Regions from separate parts of the Homo sapiens genome. Here regions 1 and 2 are each linked to region 3. A link is an interaction called in ENCODE POLR2A ChIA-PET data of the cell type or tissue named here. Cell type or tissue: Caco-2. All regions are shown on one strand. Links, peaks and the distances in the headings refer to the core of each region. The heading gives the core; the rest is flanking DNA. Region 1 overlaps OCLN (occludin). Region 2 overlaps OCLN (occludin). Region 3 has its middle 38 kb from the start of OCLN.

Evidence for each region. ChIA-PET counts read pairs that join two places held together with the same protein. Peaks named below come from ENCODE experiments on the same cell type or tissue, not always from the same donor. Only the 100,000 strongest peaks of a DNase experiment are listed, where the experiment ranks them.
Region 1: POLR2A ChIA-PET joins it to region 3 with 5 read pairs; 5 of 35 experiments call an interaction of 5 or more read pairs at or near these places.
Region 2: POLR2A ChIA-PET joins it to region 3 with 5 read pairs; 5 of 35 experiments call an interaction of 5 or more read pairs at or near these places.

The regions. Positions count from the first base shown.
Region 1 is chr5:69,517,591-69,524,367 of GRCh38, forward strand. All of the region lies in intron 4 of OCLN (occludin), which reads left to right. Among named protein-coding and RNA genes, the nearest start is that of SNORD13B-1, 18 kb to the right of the region's middle. RefSeq lists an enhancer at 1-402. In Caco-2, for the core only: no CTCF peak of the experiment used is centred there; no DNase peak of the experiment used is centred there.
Region 2 is chr5:69,507,023-69,513,799 of GRCh38, forward strand. OCLN (occludin) reads left to right here. Exons shown (of 9, transcript NM_001205254.2): 3 at 2,119-2,797. Among named protein-coding and RNA genes, the nearest start is that of OCLN, 18 kb to the left of the region's middle. In Caco-2, for the core only: no CTCF peak of the experiment used is centred there; no DNase peak of the experiment used is centred there.
Region 3 is chr5:69,451,174-69,457,950 of GRCh38, forward strand. No RefSeq gene overlaps it. Among named protein-coding and RNA genes, the nearest start is that of OCLN, 38 kb to the right of the region's middle. In Caco-2, for the core only: no CTCF peak of the experiment used is centred there; DNase peaks (open chromatin) are centred at 1,331, 2,978 and 3,878; H3K4me3 peaks cover 788 bases.

The DNA.
Region 1 (6,777 bases), core at 1,035-6,034, 66 kb after region 3:
GCAAGACAATATCTTGAAGGCTTAGCTCTAACATTCTGTAAGTCTGATTTTTAAGGAAATCTAGGAAGATAGATGAAATTTTTTTCTGGTTAATTAAGGAGCAAAAATGAAGCAGTCTTAGGAAAGCCAGGAAGGCTGTGGTATGTATTCACCACTGAGACGATAGTTCTTATGTCCCTGCCCTTGACTTGAAGCCCTGTTTTTTTTTTCCCTCACTTTAAAGTGTGAAGGTGTTAGGAAGTGTTTTCTTTCGACATTTACCTCCAGGCAAGGCCACTTGTAGCTGGAATAGGACAGGTCTATATTATGAGCTATGAAGTAAATGTTTCGCTGAGAGTTTCTGGGTGTGTTAGTTTTCGTTGGCAGTTAGATTTGTTTACTTAAGGTTTCAAGAGGCTTAAAAACAACAAACCCGACTCAAGGGAGACCAATGCCAGTAATATTAGAGTCCCAGTGAACTTTGGCCTCTCATCTGATTTTACTGTCATGAAGGTTTAATCAGTTCTAGTTGCTTTTGATAATTTGGCAAAAGATAGCTGTTGTAACTTATGGAGGTGATGATGATTAAGGTGAAAGAACTACTTAGCTTTTAAGAAGGTATTATTTTAATAAAATTCCTCCTTGAACCTCTGGAAATTTGATAGCCTGTGGGTTGTTGCATGTGGACTTCATTGTTTCTCTCTAGTAACAAGTATTTTCATTGTATGTAAAAGAATTGTCTGTTGAATAGCAGATATATGATTTTGCCCAAACTAATGTTTTATGTGATTCTTAACCAGAGGCAAATTCCTCATTTCTTTTCCTCTGCCCTTCAGTTTTTTGAACTGAAATGCCTCAGAAAGCCTATTTAAAATAAATTATTTGGAGGTGGTTTAACCACAGATATTTTGCCTTTCTTTCTATTCTCCCCTCACCTGCCCAAGTTCATGTCGCGGAATTCAATACCACGTTCTCATTATTTCCTTAATTGATGGAACAGGCAGATGTAGCCTGTTACTCTCATTTCTGCCTGATTAGTTTCACCCTGATAATGTGGCCATCGCTGTGGAATTGTGTCATCCTGCATCTAAACTGTTCACAGTGGAGTAGATTAGGGAGTTTTCTTCCTTTTGGTCATGAGAAATTAATATCAAAACAATCTCTACTTAAAATAGTGGATGAGAATCTAGAATTAACTACTTGCACTAAAGGAGAATTAAAATTTGGGTTTGATTGATTGCAAAGAGCTGAGACAGGTTACTCCCCATATAGCTAATAATGGCTGATTCGGGGGGAAAAGAAAAACTCATGTCTGTAATCCCAGTACTTGCGAGGCCAAGGAGGATCACTTGAGCCCAGGAGTTTAAGACCATCTGGGGCAAGAAGGCAAGACCCTATCTCTACAAAAAATTTAAAAAATTAGCCGGACGTGGGCACAGGTGCCTGTAGTCCCAGCTGCTTGGGAAGCTGAAGTGGGAGGATTGCTGGAGCCTGGGAGGTCAAGGCTGCAGTGAGGCATGATCTCGCCACTGCACTCCAGCCTGGGTGACAGAGTGAGACCCTGTCTCAAAAAAGCAAAACAAAAAAGTACTACAGTAACAATTAGCTACTCAATATTAGTTTAATCCCTCCCTACAGATTGGGGTCGGTCTAGAATTTTATTATGTTACTAAATCTTACTGACTTCCTTCTTGGATTTTTAGCATCTTCAGGATTATAACACGCCTCCTGCCCTCCCACCTCTCAGAGCAGAGGGTAGTCAAAAGCTGTGCCTTCAGTGTTTAAAACAAGTTTTATCCCTTTTGTATAATCTGTGAGAAAATTTAGAGTTTTATAATTCCCTGTCCCTGTTGGCTCAACACAGTGGTTTCTCTGCCCTTCTTAGGGCTTTTTTTCCCCCTTCCTTTTTCTGGATATCTTGTTCCTTGTAAAATAAACAGCTCATGTTTGCACGCTGCTTGGTTTTTAACCTGGTCTTTTATAGTCACTCAGATGGATACCAGTTTGTATTTTAAATGTTTTAAGATTTGTTTAATTAAACTTTGCAGGTCTTTGTTTTGTTCTGCCCTCAAATTTCAGATCTGATTTTTTTAATTAAATATTTTATTTGGTTAAGTATGGATGATTTGGAAAATACAGTGAAGTGCAGTCATTCCTTGGTATACTCAGGTGGTTGGTTCCGGGACCCCCATGTATACCCAAATCCATGCATATTCAAGTCCTGTAGTCGGTGGAACCCATGTGTATGAAAAATTGGCCCTCTGGATACCTGGGTTTTGCATTCCGCCAATACTGTTTTCCATCTATGTTTAGTTGAAAAAAATCCACGTATATGTGGACCCATGCAGTTCAAACCTGGTTGTTCAAGGGCCAACTGTATAAAGTAATTTTTGTTTGTTTGTTTGTTTTTGAGACAGTCTCGCTCTGTTGCCAGGCTGGAGTGCGATGGCACGATCTCAGCTCATTGCAGCCTCCCGCTTCCAGGTTCAAGTGATTCTCCTGCCTCAGCCTTCCGAGTATCTGGGATTACAGGTGCCTGCCACCATGTGCAGCTACTTTTTGTATGTTTAGTAGAGATGGGGTTTTGTCATGTTGGCCAGGCTGGTCTCAAACTTCTGACCTCAGGTGATCTGCCTGCCTCGGCCTCCCAAAGTGCTAGGATTATAGGCGTCAGCCACCATGCCTGGCCTGTATAAAGAAAATTATGTCAACTTAAGTTACCACTATGGGGTACTTTTTTTTTTTTTTTGAGATGGAGTCTTGCTCTGTTGCCCAGGCTGGAGCGCAGTGGCACTATCTCGGCTCACTGCAACCTCTGTCTCCTGGGTTCAAGCGATTCTCCTGCCTCAGCCTCCCAAGTAGCTGGGATTACAGGCGCCTGCCACTGTGCCCGGCTAATTTTTGTATTTTTAGTAGAGACGGGGTTTCACCATCTTGGCCAGGCTGGCCTCAAACTTCTGACTACGTGATCCTCTGCCTCCCAAAGTGCTGGGATTACAGGCGTGAGCCACCATGCCTGGCCTGGGGTACTTTCTTTAATCATCTTTTTCCTTTCCTATTTCTTATTCTAAATTGGAAGTATGCTCATACTCCCTTAAATTTTTTTTTTTACTTTTGTTATTATTTATTTAGAGACAGGGTGTAGCTCTGTCACCCGTGTTGGAGTGCAGTGGTACAGTCATAGCTCACTGCAGCCTCAAACTTGTTAATATTTGTAAAATACTTAGTATAATACCTTGCACATGGTAAATAATGTAATGTTGTTACTTTTAATAATTTGGTGGGATTTTTGTTTTGAGATGGAGTCTCGCTCTGTCACCCAGGCTGGAGTGCAATGGCGCAATCTCAGCTCACTACAATCTCCACTTCCTGGATTCAAGTGATTCTCCTGCCTCAGCCTCCTGAGTAGCTGGGATTACAGGCACATGCCACCACGTCTAGCTAATTTTTGTACTTTTAGTAGAGATGGGGTTTCACCACGTTGGTCGAACTCCTGACCTCAGGCGATCCACCCGCGTCGGCCTCCCAAAGTGCTGGGATTACAGGCATGAGCCACCGTGCCTAGCCAATTTATTTTAAACCCAAAAATTGGTGTTATTTTAAAACCAAAAATAGGATCATAATGTACACGTTGTATGCAGTTTGCTTTTTTAAAAACTTTGTTTTGTGAACATCTTTCCAAGTCTGTCAGCACATAGACCTAATTGCTCTTGGCAGCTGGGTGGTATTTCATAGTATGAGTATACGATGATTCATTCTCCTATTTATGGACATTTTAATTGTGTTCAGTTGTTTACTATTACAGATAACGCTGCAGTGAACATTCTCTCACATGTCTTTATGCACTCTTGCTAGTGTTTGTGTAAGATAAATTTCTAGAACTAGTCATTGAGTGTGCACACTTAAAATTTTACTAGGTTAGCTGGGCATGGTAGCTCGACTCTAGTCCCAGCTACTCGGGAGGATGAGACAGAAGGATCTCTTGAGCTCAAGAGTTGAGGCTGCAGTGAGCTATGGTTGTGTCACTGTACTCCAGCTTAGGCAATAGAGCAAGACCCCTATCTCTTGAAAAAAAGCATTTTACAAGGGATTACCAAGTTGCATTGTTTTTGAAAGCTCTGCAGATTCTACTAACCCTGATGGTATATGAAATTGCTCAGTTCCCAACATTTTTTTCTGTTCTGGTTATTATCTGTCATTAATTTTTGTTAATCCAGTAAGTAAAAATAAAGTTTCATTTTCAAAATTTGGTGATTAAGCATATGCTTATTTCCTATTCTTCATCACTTGACATCTTCATAGCATGGCTTAGTTTTCCGTGATTGTTCGTTCTTTCCTGACTAGAGTTTTTTATATTATGGATATTAATATTTTGTCTTATTGATGATAACTTCTCCCACATTATTGTGGTCTTTCATCTTTGTCTACAGTGTTTTTTTGTTTGTTTTAAGAGAGAGGGTCTCACTATGTTACCCAGGCTCGTTTTGAACTCCTGGCCTCAAGTGATCCTTGTGCCTTGGCCTCCCAAAGTGTTGGGATTGTAGGCATTTGCCACCATGCCCAGACTTCTTATTTTTTTATGTACTTATATTTCCTGTCTCTTTATGGCCTCTACATATCTTTGTTCCTAGAGAGTTTTACACCCCCTTCAAGGTTTAAATAATACCCTCCTGTAGTTTCGTTGGTATTTTAAAGTTTTATTTTTTTTACCCCATGTGTACTAAATGTGTGCAGAGGGTTGAGTTAAACATATGTCAGTCCTTGGTACATTTTAACATCCTTGATTGGTGTAATGTTCCTCTCTCATATTTCTTGTTTTTATTTTCGCCCAACCTAGACCTTTAAGATCACCAGAAGCTTTAGACCACCAGAAACATATTTTTTTAAACAGCTTTATTGAGGTACAATTTATATACCATACATTGTCATCACCCATTAAAAATTTACAGTGATTTTTAGCAAACTTAGAAGTGTCGTGCACCCAATCCAGTTTTTGTGTTTTTGTTTTTGTTTTTAACATCCAGGATATACACTGGACCACCCCCCTTGTTTTTTAAGATAAATGTTTCATTTTAGAATAGTTTTATTAATAGATTTACAGAAAAGTTGCAATTATAGTATGATGGATTTCTGTATACCACGGCACTCAGTTTTCCCTTTTATTTTTTTTTTTCTTGAGGCAAGGTCTCACTCTGTTGCCCAGGCTGGAGTGCAATGGCGCAATCATAGCTTACTACAGCCTTGACTGCTGGGCTCAAGCAGTCCTCCCACCTCAGCCTCCCAAGTAGCTGGGACTACAGACATGTGCCGCTATGCCTGGCTGACTTTTTTTTTTTTAAAGTAGAGACAGAGTTCGCTATGTCGCCCAGGCTATTCTTGAACTCCTGAACTCATGCAGTTCTCCTGCCTTGGCCTCCCAAACTGCTGGGATTACAGGTGTGAGCCACTACCCACAGTGCAGCTAGTTGTCCCTATTGTTAACATCCTACATTAGTGTGGTGCATTTGTCACCACTAATGGACCAATATTGATATTTACTATTTACCAAATGTCATAACTTTATTCATATTGAGATGCTTGTTTTTTATTATAGTATGAGATAAACACTAACTTAATTTTGTTCCCAAATGGTCAACTTGAATAATACTGAAATTGTGTTTTCTGAAATTTTACAATTTTTGGTGAAAGTTGAGTCTTTTGATTATTCTTCCTTTTTTGAACACATTTTGGCCAGCATAATTGTGTAAAAGGGGGCTATTAAGCCATTTTCTAACAGTATATGATAATATTTTTAGAGAATAGACAAAATTGATGTTTACGTTAAATTTGGTTTTATATTAACAGAAAGCATTTTCATCCACATGCCTGGGGTCACATATGGGTGACAAAGCCAGGATTAGAACCCTAACTGAGCATTTCCATGCCAGTAGATTCTTAGGAAAAACCTTAATGATTACCTTTTTTTTTTTTTTTAATTATTTTTTGAGATGAAGTCTTGCTCTGTCACACAGGCTAGAGTGCAGTGGCATGATCTCGGCTCACTGCAACCTCCACCTCCCGGGTTCAAGCGATTCTCCTGCCTCAGCCTCCTAAGTAGCTGGGATTACAGGCATGTGTCACCACACCCAGCTAATTTTTGTATTTTTAGTAGACATGGGGTTTTGCCACGTTGGCCAGGCTGGTCTCAAACTCCTGACCTCAGGTGATCCACCCGCCTCAGCCTCCCAAAGTGCTGGGGTTACAGGTGTAAGCCACCGTGCCCGGCCAATGATTACCTTTTTAAAAACTGGACTTTAAGGCTGAGCACAGTGGCTGACACTTGTAATCCCAGCACTTTGGGAGACCAAGGTGCGTAGATCAGTTGAGGTCAGGAGTTTGAGACCATCCTGGCCAACATGGTGAAACCCTGTCTCTACTGAAAATACAAAAATTAGCTGGGCCTGGTGGCGCATGCCTGTAGTCCCAGCTACTCTGGAGGCTGAGGTGGGAAATCACCTGAACCTGGGAGGTGGAGGTTGCAGTGAGCCGAGATGTGCCACTGCACTTCAGGCTGGGTGACAAAGTGAGACTCTGTCTCTAAAAACAAAAACTGGACTTCAGGTGCACAGAAATAGATTAATTCAATTCTTAGTTTATGACATTATCACCTTTAGTCCATGCATAGCATTCCTGGTACATTTATTGTTTCATAATGAACACCTGCAGATCTACCATCCCACCTAATAATTACAATACATTACTAAGTTACATTATACATTTTTTACTCTCTCATCTACTTGCTTCTACCTGCCCCCAGAG
Region 2 (6,777 bases), core at 911-5,910, 56 kb after region 3:
CCCTGTGTCCTCTCCTTTTCTCTGGAGACCACTGTCCTGACGTATGATCATTACCTGCTTTTATCATTTTATCATCTTGTATATCCTAAACATTTCAGTTTAGTTTTACCTGTTTTATTTATTTATTTTTGAGACAGACTCTCACTTTGTTGCCCAGGCTGGAGTGCAGTGGCACAATCTTGGCTCACTGCAACCTCCACTTCCTGGATTCAAGCAATTCTCCTGCCTCAGCCTCCCAAGTAGATGGGATTACAGGTAACCACCACAATGCACAACCAATTTTTATGCTTTTAGTAGAGACGGGGTTTCGCCATGTTGGCCAGGCTGGTCTCAAATTCCTGACCTCAGGTGACCCGCCCACCTCCTAAAGTGCTGGGATTATAGGTGTGAGCCACCACATCTGGCCAGTTTTACCTGTTTTAAAACTTTATGTAAATATAATAATGCGATATGTATTTTTTCATTTTTTTCAGCATTACCTGTAACTGCATGTATTCATAGTTCATCAGTTTTGGCTTCATAGCACTGTAGAAATATAACATGAGCCATATATGTAATTTTATACTTTCATTAAAAATAAAAAGATAATTTTTTTTTTTTAAGACAGAGTTTTGCTCTTTTTGCCCAGGCTGGAGTGCAATGGCACGGTCTCGGCTTACTGCAACCTCCACCTCCTGGGTTCAAGTGATTCTCCTGCCTCAGCCTCCCAAGTAGCTGGGATTACAAGCACACACCACCACGCCCAACTAGTTTTTGTATTTTCAGTAGAGATGGGGTTTCACCAGGATAGCCAGGCCGGTCTCGAACTCCTGACCTCAGGTGATCCACCCGCCTCGGCCTCCCAGAGTGCTGGGATTACAGGCGTGAGCCACCGTGCCTGGCCAAAAGAAGAAATTAATTTTAATATATTTCACTTAATCTTGTATATCTAAAACATTACTTCATCACGTGATTGATGTAAAAAATGAATGATTCAGGAAATATTTTACATTCTTTCTTCATATTATATCTTTGAAATCCATTGTGCATTTTTAAATTTTTTTGCCCTGTCACCCAGGCTGGAGTGCAGTGGGTGTGATCGCAGCTCACTGCAACCTCTGCCTCCTGGGTTCAAGGGATTCTTGATTTTCGTGCCTCAGCCTCCCAAGTAAGTGGGATTACAGGCATGTGTCACCATGCCTGGCTAATTTTTGTATTTTTAGTAGAGATAGGGTTTTACCATGTTCTCCAGGCTGGTCTCAAACTCCTGGCCTCAAGTGATCTGCCCACCTCAGACTCTCCACTGTGCATTTTAACAGCGTATCTCAGTTTGGACTAGCCACATTTCTTTTTTTTTGAGACGGAGTCTTGCTCTGTCACTCAGGGTAGAGTGCAATGGCACGATCTCGGCTCACTGCAACCTCCACCTCCCGGGTTCAAGCAATTCTCGTGCCTCAGCCTCCTGAGTAGCTGGGATTACAGGCGCATGCCACCACGTCTGGCTAATTTTTGTATTTTTAGTAGAGATGGGGTTTCACCATGTTGGCCAGGCTGGTCTTGAACCCCTGACCTCAAGTGATCCACCCGCCTTGGCCTCCCAAAGTGCTGGGATTACAGACATGAGCCACCGTGCCCAGCCGGACTAGATACATTTCAAGTGTATGATAGACCCAAGTGGCTAGTGGCTGCCACATTGGACAGTATAGCTATGGAGTATTCCATTGTATGGATATATTACAGTTACCCATTCCACTGTAGGTAATTGGTACAATCACTTTGGAAAACAGTTTGATACTGTCTAGTGAAGTTGAAGATATAAAAATATGTGATCCAGAAATTCTCCTGGTTATATACCCTAGAAAAATAAGTACTGTTCCGTACCAGAATACACATTCAAGGATGTTTATAGTTAAACTGTTTACAATACCCCCAAACAGAGATAACCCAAATGTCTGAGCAGAATGGGTTGTGGCTAGAGGCCAATAATCTTATGTTTTAACAAGCCCTCCAGGTGATTCCTGTGCACAGATAAGCTTTAGTTTCATTTACCCAATGGTTTAAATTATTCCAAATAAGTTGTGTTCTTTCTGCTTACTACCAAAAAATGCTAACTTGAAATTATTTTCATGTTCATTTCAGCAAACCGAATCATTATGCACCAAGCAATGACATATATGGTGGAGAGATGCATGTTCGACCAATGCTCTCTCAGCCAGCCTACTCTTTTTACCCAGAAGATGAAATTCTTCACTTCTACAAATGGACCTCTCCTCCAGGAGTGATTCGGATCCTGTCTATGCTCATTATTGTGATGTGCATTGCCATCTTTGCCTGTGTGGCCTCCACGCTTGCCTGGGACAGAGGCTATGGAACTTCCCTTTTAGGAGGTAGTGTAGGCTACCCTTATGGAGGAAGTGGCTTTGGTAGCTACGGAAGTGGCTATGGCTATGGCTATGGTTATGGCTATGGCTACGGAGGCTATACAGACCCAAGAGCAGCAAAGGGCTTCATGTTGGCCATGGCTGCCTTTTGTTTCATTGCCGCGTTGGTGATCTTTGTTACCAGTGTTATAAGATCTGAAATGTCCAGAACAAGAAGATACTACTTAAGTGTGATAATAGTGAGTGCTATCCTGGGCATCATGGTGTTTATTGCCACAATTGTCTATATAATGGGAGTGAACCCAACTGCTCAGTCTTCTGGATCTCTATATGGTTCACAAATATATGCCCTCTGCAACCAATTTTATACACCTGCAGCTACTGGACTCTACGTGGATCAGTATTTGTATCACTACTGTGTTGTGGATCCCCAGGAGGTATGAGTGGTGTTTTGGGTTTTTTCTCCATCTCCTTAGCAGAGGCCTTCAACTTGAGATATGTGATAGAATCACTCTGGAAACTCTTAAAAAATATTGATGACAAGGCTCCACTTCTAATTAAATCTGGGGGAGGGGCTGAGTCTCATTAAGATATGATTAACATACCATGTAATTTGATTACTTAAATAACAGTTCAGTGGTTTTTAATATATTCACAGAATTGTGCCACCATCACCACAATCAATTTTAGAACATTTTCACTATCCTAAAAAGAAACTTGTACCCGTTAGCGGTCACTCCTCATTTCCCTAACCATTCTTAGCCCTAGGCAACCACTAATCCTACATCTATAAATTTGTCTATTCTCTAGGTATTTCATATAAATGGAATCACACAATGTGGTCTTTGTGATGGGCTTCTTTTACGTAGCATAATGTTTTTAAGGTTTACCCATGTCATAGCTTGTGCCATTCTCTCATTCCTTTTTATTGCTAATATTCCAGTGTGTGGATAAACCACATTTTATTTATCAGTTGATAGACATTTGTGTCTACATTGGCTATTAAGAATCATGCTAGACTGGGCACGGTGGCTCATGCTTGTAATCCCAGCACTTTGGGAGGCTGAGGCGGGCGGATCATGAGGTCAGGAGATTGTGACCATCCTCGCTAATAAGGTGAAACCCCGTCTCTACTAAAAATACAAAAAAAATTAGCTGGGCATGGTGGCAGGCACCTGTAGTCCCAGCTACTCGGGAGGCTCAGGCAGAAGAAATGGCGTGAACCCGGGAGGCGGAGCTTGCAGTGAGCTGAGATTGCGCCACTGCACTCCAGCCTGAGCGACAGAGCAAGACTCCATCTCAAAAAAAAAGAATCATGCTATAGACATTCTTGTATACGTTTTTGTGTGAACCTATGTTTTAATGATTTCTTGAGTTGGGTTATACCTAGGGGTGGAATTGCTGGGTCATATGGTGACTCTTTAATCTTTTGGGGAGCTACCAGAGTTTTTCCAAAGAGTTTGCATCATTTTACATTCACATCAGAAATGTATGAAAGTTCCAATTTCTCCACATCCTCACCAACACTTGTTATTGTCTGATTCTAGCCATGCTGATGGGTGAGAAGTGAAGTGGTGCTTTATTGTGATTTTGATTCGTATTTTCTTTATAGCTAATGTTATTAGCTATATAGTCATGTACTTATTGGCCATTTCTCTCTTATCTTTGGAGAAATGGCTGTTTAGACTTGTCCATTTTTTTTTTCTTTTTGAGACGGAGTCTTGCTCTATCGCCCAGGCTGGAGTGCAGTGGTGTGATCTTTGCTCACTGTGAGCTACGCCTCCTGGGTTCACACCATTCTCCTGCCTCAGCCTCCTGAATAGCTGGGACTACAGGCACCGGCCACCACGCCCAGCTAATTTTTTTTTTTTTTTGTATTTTTAGTAGAGATGGGGTTTCACCGTGTTAGCCACGATGGTCTCTATCTTCTGACCTCGTGATCCGCCCGCCTCGGCCTCCAAAGTGCTGGGATTACAGGTGTGAGCCACTGTGCCCGGCCTAGACTTGCCCATGTTTTAATTGGGCTATTTTTGTTGTTGTTTTGTTTTTGAGACAGAGTCTCACTGTCACCCAGGCTGGGGTGCAGTGGTGCAGTCACAGCTCACTGCATCCTTGACCTCCTGGGCTCAAGTGACCCTCCTACCTCAGTCTCCTGAGTAGCTAGGACCACAGGGGCATGCCACCACACCCGGATAATTTTTTAAAAAATTTTTTGTAGAGACAGGGTCTCACTTTGTTGCCCGGTCTGGGCTGGAACTCCTGGGCTCAAGTGATCCTGCCTTGGCCTTCCAAACCGCTGGGATTATAGGCATCTTTTCACTTTCTTGATGGTGTCCTTTGCATAAAAGCTTTTAGTTTTGGGCCGGGCATGGTAGCTCACGCCTGTAATCCCAGCACTTTGGAAGGCCAAGGTGGGCGGATCACCTGAGGTCAGGAGTTCGAGACCAGCCTGGCCAACATGGTGAAACTCCATCTCTACTAAAAATAGAAAAATTACCTGGACACGGTGGCGTGCCTGTAATCCCAGCTACTCAGTAGGCTGAGGCAGGAGAATCACTTGAACCCAGGAGGTGGAGGTTGCAGTGAGCTGAAATTGTGCCACTGCACTCCAGCCTAGACAACAAGAGCAAAACTCTGTCTCAAAAAAAAAAAAAAAAAAAAAATTTTTAGTTTTGATGATGTCCAGTTTATTTAATTTTTCTTCTGTTGCTTGTATTTTTGGTGTCATATCTAATGCTTTGCCTAATTCAGGGTCACAAGGATTTACTCCTATGTTTTCTATTATTTAATTTTTCTATAGTTTCATAATTTTAGCTTTTACAGTTAGGTCTGTGATTCATGTTGTGTTAATTTTGGGCATGATGGAAGCAAGGGTTCTGAAAGCTTTCGCATGTTTATATGCAGTTGTCTCAGTGTTACTTGTTGAAAGGACTGTTCCTCCACTAAGTTTTCTTCATGCCTTTGTCAAAAATGAATTGATCATAAATGTGGACATTTATTTCTGGGCTCTCAGTTCAGCTGCATTAATCATATGTCCTAATGCCAGTACCATACTGTCTTGATTACTGTAACTTTATAGTAAGTTTTGAAATTGTGGAGTGGGAGTTCTCCAACTTTGTTCTTCAAGACTGTTTTGGCTAGATTCTGGATTCCTTGCATTTCCATATGGATTTTAAGATCAGCATGTCAATTTTGGAAAAAAATGCCAGCTAGGATTTTGAAGGGTTATATTGAATCTGTAGGTCAATTTTGGATGTATTGTCATCTTTACAATTACAAGTCTTCTGATTCATGAACGTAAGATTCTTTTGATTTATGTAGGTCTTGTTAAACTTCTTTTAATAGTGTTTTATAGTTTTCAGAGTGTAAGTTAGTATGTTTAAAAGCTAAGCAAGTGATTCAAATGTGCAGGTTGGAGTTGAGAAACCTACTTTAGTAACCATGAGTCATACTGATTATATTAATATCTGAAATGTTTCTGAGTTACTGATCTTTTTTCCCTTGTTTTTCCTTTTTTCTTACACTAACTCAGGAGTTCCCATTCCTGAATGAGTCACTCCTTTGGAGTTAGACCTCTAGTATCTGTCTACCATTATTTAGAAGACTGAAGGTTTTCCCTGCAGACGTAGGTTTTCACAGTGCTCGTTGTTGCCATTTAGACATGTCCATGGTAGATAGGGACTGAGGGTTGGTACTCCTATCCTACCACACCCCTATCCCTCTTAGTTCTCTTACTACTTACTCTTTGAAAAATGATGTCACTGTCAAGACAGCTGGAAGGAGAGCCTCTTGTTCCCATTAGCAGACATCCAGGGTAGAGGCCTGATATTTCCCTCAACTTCAAGTGCCTCCCAGGCCAATATACCATTTAATATCCTATCACCACTGGGAGAACTGTTAAGAGTAGGAAGTTTCTTTGTTACAGGGCCCTTTCTAGTAGTATGCAAGACTCCTGAAACAGAGAAACCTGCCAGACCAAATCAATCATTAGTCAATTTGCTATTTATAGCTTGATTAGATCCATGTCTTCATCATTTTTGGTAAGATAGAGATCTATGGACAGAAATTTACATTCAGTGTAAAAAGGCTTGCCAAGCATATGTTTTGAACAAGATTACAAGCATGATTGGCTATTTCAAAGCTGTGAATACTTTTGAGAGTAGCATTTTTCAGGCCCTTTAGAAGTATACCAATGATTGAGTTACTTTACTGGCCATTCTCGTAGGTGCACAAAGCTTGGCCCGTAGGTGTACAAGCTTTGGAACTAGTTTTTTACAGCTCTGAAATGAGGGTGATGATTGATAGTTCCTAACATTAGGCATTTTCTGAGGATTGAGTCAAGCAGTATGTACGTGTGTGTACATTTGCTGGCCTTAGCCCAGTTAGTGTGGGTTAGGTTTTATGATATGTCTGAAAT
Region 3 (6,777 bases), core at 1,160-6,159:
CGTGATCCACCCGCCTCGGCCTCCCAAAGTGCTGTGATTTATAGGCGTGAGCCACCATGCCCGGCTGGTCATTGCCCATTTTTAAATTGGGTTGTGGTCGTTTTGTTGTTCAGTTGTAGGAGTTCTTTATATATTTTGAATTTGATTTAGTTTTGAACTTGGCTAAATCCATCTGTTTGTTCATCAGAAGAGTTGTAAAAATATATGCCAGAAAATAATCTCAGCTAAATTATCTTTGGATACAAAAATAATATAATCTGATAGGGGGCTTAATGATGGTGGAGTTTAGGTCAACAGATGTTACTGTTGGACTGCTGGTTGGGCTGGCCAGATAAGTATAGTAGGTCACAAAAAAATTAAAAGTATAGAAGTCAAGCAACAAGGCCAAGACTCCTTTGAGACCTGCAGCTGTGTTTTCTGGGTACCCAGTACCCAAGCCTTGTGCTTGGTACTTGTCCTCTGTACTCCAAACCTGGGTGTCCATAAATTGGGTAGAAAATGGCAGAAACAGCTGGGCGCAGTGGCTCATGCCTGTAATCCCAGCACTTTGGGAGGCCGAGGTGGATGGATCACCTGAAGTCAGGAGTTAGAGACCAGCGTGACCAACATGGGTTTCACCATGTTGGTCACGCTGGTCTCAACTAAAAATACAAAAATTCGCTGGGTGTGGTGGCAGATGCCTGTAATCCCACCTACTCGGGAGGCTGAAATAGGAGAATCGCTTGAACCTGGGAGGCAGAGGTTGCAGTGAGCCAAGATCATGCCACTGCACTCCAGCCTGAGAGACAGAGTGAGACTCCATCTCAAGAAAAAAAAAGAAAGAGAGAGAGAGAAAAAAAGAAAGGAAGGAAGGAAGGAAGGAAGGAAGGAAGGAAGGAAGGAAGGAAGGGGAAGGTAAGGGAAAGAAGGAAGGAAGGAAGAAAGAAAATGGAAGAGACAGGTTTCACACGTGTTTTTGGTTTGTAGCAGTGGGTAGGGAGTGCTTCAGTTAATCATTCACAGATCCTCTAGGTCAAAAGATTCTGAAGAAAATAGAACACATACTTGGTGAAACTGTTGTGGGACATGTGAATGAAATTAGGAATATATGATGGGAGAGCTCATTCAGAGAACTGGGAGAATGGGGATTCAGGTATAAATATTGAGTAAGAAAATAGGAAAGTAGTTATCAGAAACAAATACTTGGGACAACGGTATTAAAATTATTATAAAACAAACCTCCTGATTATACTTTCCATCTCCAGAGCTGGTTTCGGTATCACTATTTTACAGGAATATTACACCTGGCAGAGTTAAGAGGCAATCTAAATATTTACTTTCATGCTGCAACCTTTGCCCTGTTTGCAGTCTAGTTTCCCTGAGCTTTTAGAAGATAAGATACAAGCATTTGAATTTTGAGATAGTTTCATAAATATCGCAAATAACTGAAGCACCATGCTAACAAAACCTGACCTTTTCAAAACAGCAACACAAAGATTGGTTATATCTAATGTTATAGAAAATTATTTTTATCTAGTTATCTCATTATAATAATTCAACATATATTCCGAATAAGAGGAAGGAAAACTACTTAAAATTTTACCAAAATAAATCAGTTAATAAGCCTTTTAGCTTTTTTTCTTTTTCTTTCTTTCCTTGTTTTTGTTTGTTTGTTTTTGTTTGTGGCTATTTCAACTCCAGATAAGCCCTTTAAATAAAATAATAAACACTTTCGGAGGCTGAGGTGGGAGGATCACTTGAGCCTAGAAGTTTGAGACTAGCCTGGGCAACATGGCAAGACCCATCTCTAAAAAAAAAAAAATCATTAAGGCCGGGCCTGGTGGCTCACACCTGTAATCCCAGCACTTTGGGAGGCTGAGGCGGGTGGATCACGAGGTCAGGAGATCGAGACCATCCTGGCTAACACGGTGAAACCCCATCTCTACTAAAAAAAACAAAAACAAAATTAGCCAGACGTGGTGGCGGGCGCCTGTAGTCCCAGCTCCTTGAGAGGCTGAGGTGGCAGAATGGTGTGAACCCGGGAAGTGGAGCTTGCAGTGAGCCAACATTGCACCACTGCACTCCAGCCTGGGCGACAGAGCAAGACTTCCTCTAAAAAAAAAAAAAAAATCATTAAAAATAAGCTGGGTGTGGTGGCGCACGCCTGTGAGCCCAGCTACTGGGGAGACTGAGGCAGGAGGACCACTTGAGCCCAGGAGGTCCAGGGTGCAGTGAGCCGTGTTCATGCCACTGTACTCCACCCTGGGTGACAGAGGGAGACCCTGTCTCAAAAAAAAAAAAAACCAGAAAGAAACCAAACTTTGTTATGTTGCTTACCTTTCTTTTCTGAGGGGCTAGGGTGGTGTGCATTGGAGGAGTGGCCCACAAGTTCAAAAGACCAGGAGGGATGTTACTTCCTTTTCTTTTCTTTTTTTCTTTTTTGAGACAAAGTCTCGTTCTGTCACCCAGGCTGGAGTGCAGTGGTGCAATCACGGCTCACTGCAGCCTCAACCTCCTGGGCTCAAGTGATCCTCTCACCTTAGCCTCCCAAGTAGCTGGGACCACAGGTGCACCTCACCATGCCTGGCTAATTTTTAAAAATTTTTTGTAAAGACACCGTCTCCCTATGTCAGCCAGACTGGTCTTGAACTCCTGGGCTCAAGTAACCCCCTGCCTCTGCCTTCCAAAGTGTTGGGATTATAGGTGTGAGTCACTGTGCCTAGCCCCTTCCTTTTTTTTTTTTTTTTTTAACAATTTTTAAAAGCTGTGGAAAGCTAAGACCAGTGCCCAATAATAAAAGGAAGATGTGGCTTTAATCTCTTAATATAACTTTGAGGCATGACCAGAGAAGTTGGAAGTGCTAGATTCGGTCTATAATTTTTATTTATTTGTTTGTTTATTTATTTATTTATTTATTTATTTATTTATTTATTTATTTTTGAGACGGAGTCTCACTCTGTCGCCCAGGCTGGGGTGCAGTGGCGCGACCTCGGCTCACTGCAAGCTCCGCCTCCTGGGTTCACGCCATTCTCCTGCCTCAGCCTCTTGAGTAGGTGGGACTACAGGCGCCCGCCACTACGCCCGGCTAATTTTTTGCATTTTAAGTAGAGATGGGCTTTCACCGTGTTAGCCAGGATGGTCAGTCTATTATTATTTTTAATCCCGGAAGAAGGAAGAGGGAAGAGTCCGTGGCTCTGATTTTCATCTCTGAATTTCCAAGGACATAACCTAACAAATTCAGCCACCATGCTCTTCCTTCTGTCGTGAAATCTGTTTTATTTTCAACTGGCTTGTGGCAGCTGACTCTGCCTCCTCTCTTCCAGGCTCTGAGATGCCCCTTTTCCCGGAATGACTGTCTTAATCCCATCCAAATATTCAAAGAGGAGGGTGGAGAGGTCTCAGAGAAGCTAATTTTTCGCTTAAATTGAAAAACTGGGGTGGGGTTGGAGCTATTGTTCTTCCTGAAGCTTGCTTCTGCTAGACTTTGGAATTGTCCTCCCAGTGAAAAGGTTTTAAGTTGTAAAAGCCAGCTCAGCAGAGCCCCACCCACATGAATAAAACATTCGTGCAGAAACATAGACTCTTGGTTTCTTCGCAGTCAGAAACCTATGCATGTACTTCACTCTCCCCAGCATCCAATTCATGACCAGGTTCTTTCTTCCTAAACAGCTCTCAAACACTTACCTCCAGGATGCCTTCCATTCATTTTTTTTCAACAAATTTGTTGCCCATCTGCTATATGTCAGGCACTGTGCTAGCTATTGGGAACACAGCAGCAAGCCAAACCTAGTGAAAAAGCCAGGGGAGTTTATCATCTGGCTAACCCCTCCCCAATCAAACCAAACCAAACCAGCTGGGCCAACCCGCACAGCACTCCTCACTGCTCGCTGTTAACTCTCAGCATTTGTTGTTTTTTTTTTTTTGAGACAAGATCTTGCTCTGTCACCCAGGCTAGAGTGCAGTGGCAAAATCACAGCTCACTGCACCCTTGACTTCCTGGGCTCAAGTGATCCTCCCACGTCAGCCTCCCTGGTTGCTGGGACCACAGGCACATGCTGCCGGCCCCAATGGCTTTTTTTTTTTTGAGACAGGGTCTCACTGTGTTGTCCAGGCTGGTCTTGAACTCCTGGGCTCAAGTGATCCACCTGCCTCAGCCTCCCGAAGTGCTAGGATTACAAGCGTGAGCCACCGTGCCTGGCCTCAAATGGCTTTTAAACATAAGAAAATGTGCTCAGCCTCACTCATATAAAGTAAAATGCAAGTTAAAATTATACCAAGGCCAGGGACAGTGGCTCATGCCTATAATCCCAGCACTTTGAAAGGCTGAAGTGGGAGGATTGCTTGAGGCCAGGAGTTAGAGAGCAGCCTGGGCAACAAAGCAAGACCTTATCTCTACAAAAATTGAAAAAAATTTTTAAATTAGCCAGGCATGGTGGCATGTGCCTGTAGTCCCAACTATTCAGGAGGCTGAGGTGGGAGGATCGCTTGAGCCCAAGGAGGTCAAGGCTGCAGCTAGCTGTGATTACACCACTGCACTCCAGCCTGGGCAACAGAGCGAGACCCTGTCTCAAAAAAAAAAAAAAAAAACAAAGTCTTGCTCTGTCGCCCAGACTGGAGTGCAGTGGTGCAATCACAGCTCGCTGCAGCCTTGACCTCCTTGGGCTCAAGTGATCCTCCGGCTTTGCCCTCCCAAAGTGCTAGGATTACAGCCATGAGCCATCATGTCTATATTATATATAATGACCACGTTTTCTTTCTGGCTACATTGTATATAGAGAGCACATATTCTTCATCCTTTCATCCACCGATGGACACTTGGGTTACTTCCACTTTAGCTATTGTGAGTAATGCTGCTATGAACATGGGTGTACAAATATCTTTTGGAGTCCCTGTTTTCATATATATTTTTTTTGAGACGGAATTTCATTCTTGTTGCCCAGGCTGGAGTGCAATGGCGCAATCTCGGCTCGCTTAAGTCGTTTGGAAGTCATTCAATATCACCATATCTAGATCAATGTTGTTTTTGAAATTGTTGGATATTTCAGGGATAATTATGGTTTATATAACCAATTGCTTCCTGTTGGATATTTAAGATTTTTTTTGCTATTAACAAATAATGCTTATATCTATATTTTTGAACACTTGTACAAGTATAAATGCATGGTAAATTCCTAGAGGTAAAATTACTGAGTCAAGAGTTTTACATGTTTTGTGAATTTTGATAGATATTGTAAAGTTGTTCTTCAAAGAACTTTCATTTATTGTTTTCCCACATTTAGCCAACATTAGGTATTACGAAACTTTTTTATATTGGCCAAAACTCACAGGCAAAAGAAAAAGAAAAAAGTCTCATTGTTTTAGCTTGGTATTTATTTGCTTGTGGTTGAGGTTAAATATAGTAGAAATGAAAAACCCAGTACTATAGAAGATAGAGTTGAAGAAATATTCCAGAAAGTACAATAAAAGGAGTAAAATAAAGAGGTTCAAATAGGAGAGTAAAGATAAGAATACTGGTGGATTTATCCAGAAGGTCTAATATGAGAATGATATGAGAAAAAAAGAAAACATAGGATAAAAAAATCATCAAAGACATAGTTCAAAGAAATTTTCTATTGAAGGACAGAACTATCTAGATTGAAAGGGCCTGTTGGCTGGGAAGGGTGGCTCGTAGCTCTAATCCTTGCACTTTGGGAGGCTGAGACTGGGGGATCACTTGAGGCCAGGAGTTCCAGGCCAGCCTGGGTCACACAGCAAGACCTCATCTCTGCAACGAAGATAAAAGAAAGGGACTGCCAAGTGCCTAACGTATTGAAGGAAGGCAGACCCCATAATTGTGAAATTTCAGAATACACAATAAACCATTAACCCTAAACATTTCCAGAGAGGAAAAACTAGGTCACACACAAAGGATCTGGAATTAAAATTGTTTGGCTTCTCATTAGCAACACCGGATGCAGAGAGGGAGCAGTCACCTTCAAAGTTTGTAGTGAAAATTGTTACCAACTTAGATACCCAGCCAAACTATCAGTTAAGTGTAGGTAGAATAAAGACATTTTCAGACTTGTAAGGTCTCAAAAAGAGATTTTTCTGGGGAAGGTCTGGAAGAGGTAGGTGATTCAAAGGAACTGAGAAGGAGAATGACATGGGATCTAGTAATATGTATCTAATTCAAAACAGGCTGAAGAACGGCCTAGGATGATGGTAAGGAGAAATTCCAGAATGATACCTGTGTGTCACATATGGGGAACCGTCCAGTTTGGAGACAGTCAGGATGCTCCAGGAGAGAGATCACCAAGGGGATGAAAACTGCAGAACTCCTGATGTATTTGAACATATCGAGAGGACAGTTAGACTATTCTGGAGAAGACTGGGCCTGAATTAGTGTCAATTATATAGGAAACTAACCTTGGGAATAGCAACACAGTATTTCCAGGAAAAAAAAAAATGTTTTAAATAGGGGAAAACTTATGGCTTAGCTGAGAATATTTTTATAGGCATAGTAAACTAAACATTGATTATCGTTCTATTCAAAAGGAAGACTTAACATGTAGAAAGAATTGAGAATGACATTAGTTACATATTTATGCATTACTGGGTTCAAGATGATTGAAAGATAATTAAATTCTCTTCTTTCATAGTTGGAGGTTCATAGCCAATAACTGTGAAGAACCACGAAGTAGCACTTATTAGAATATGTGACTATCAAACAAAAGTTTTGAAAGTGCTTCTGGCTGGGCATGGTGGCTCGTGCCTGTAATCCTAACAATTTGGGAAGCCAAGATGGGAGGATTGCTTGAG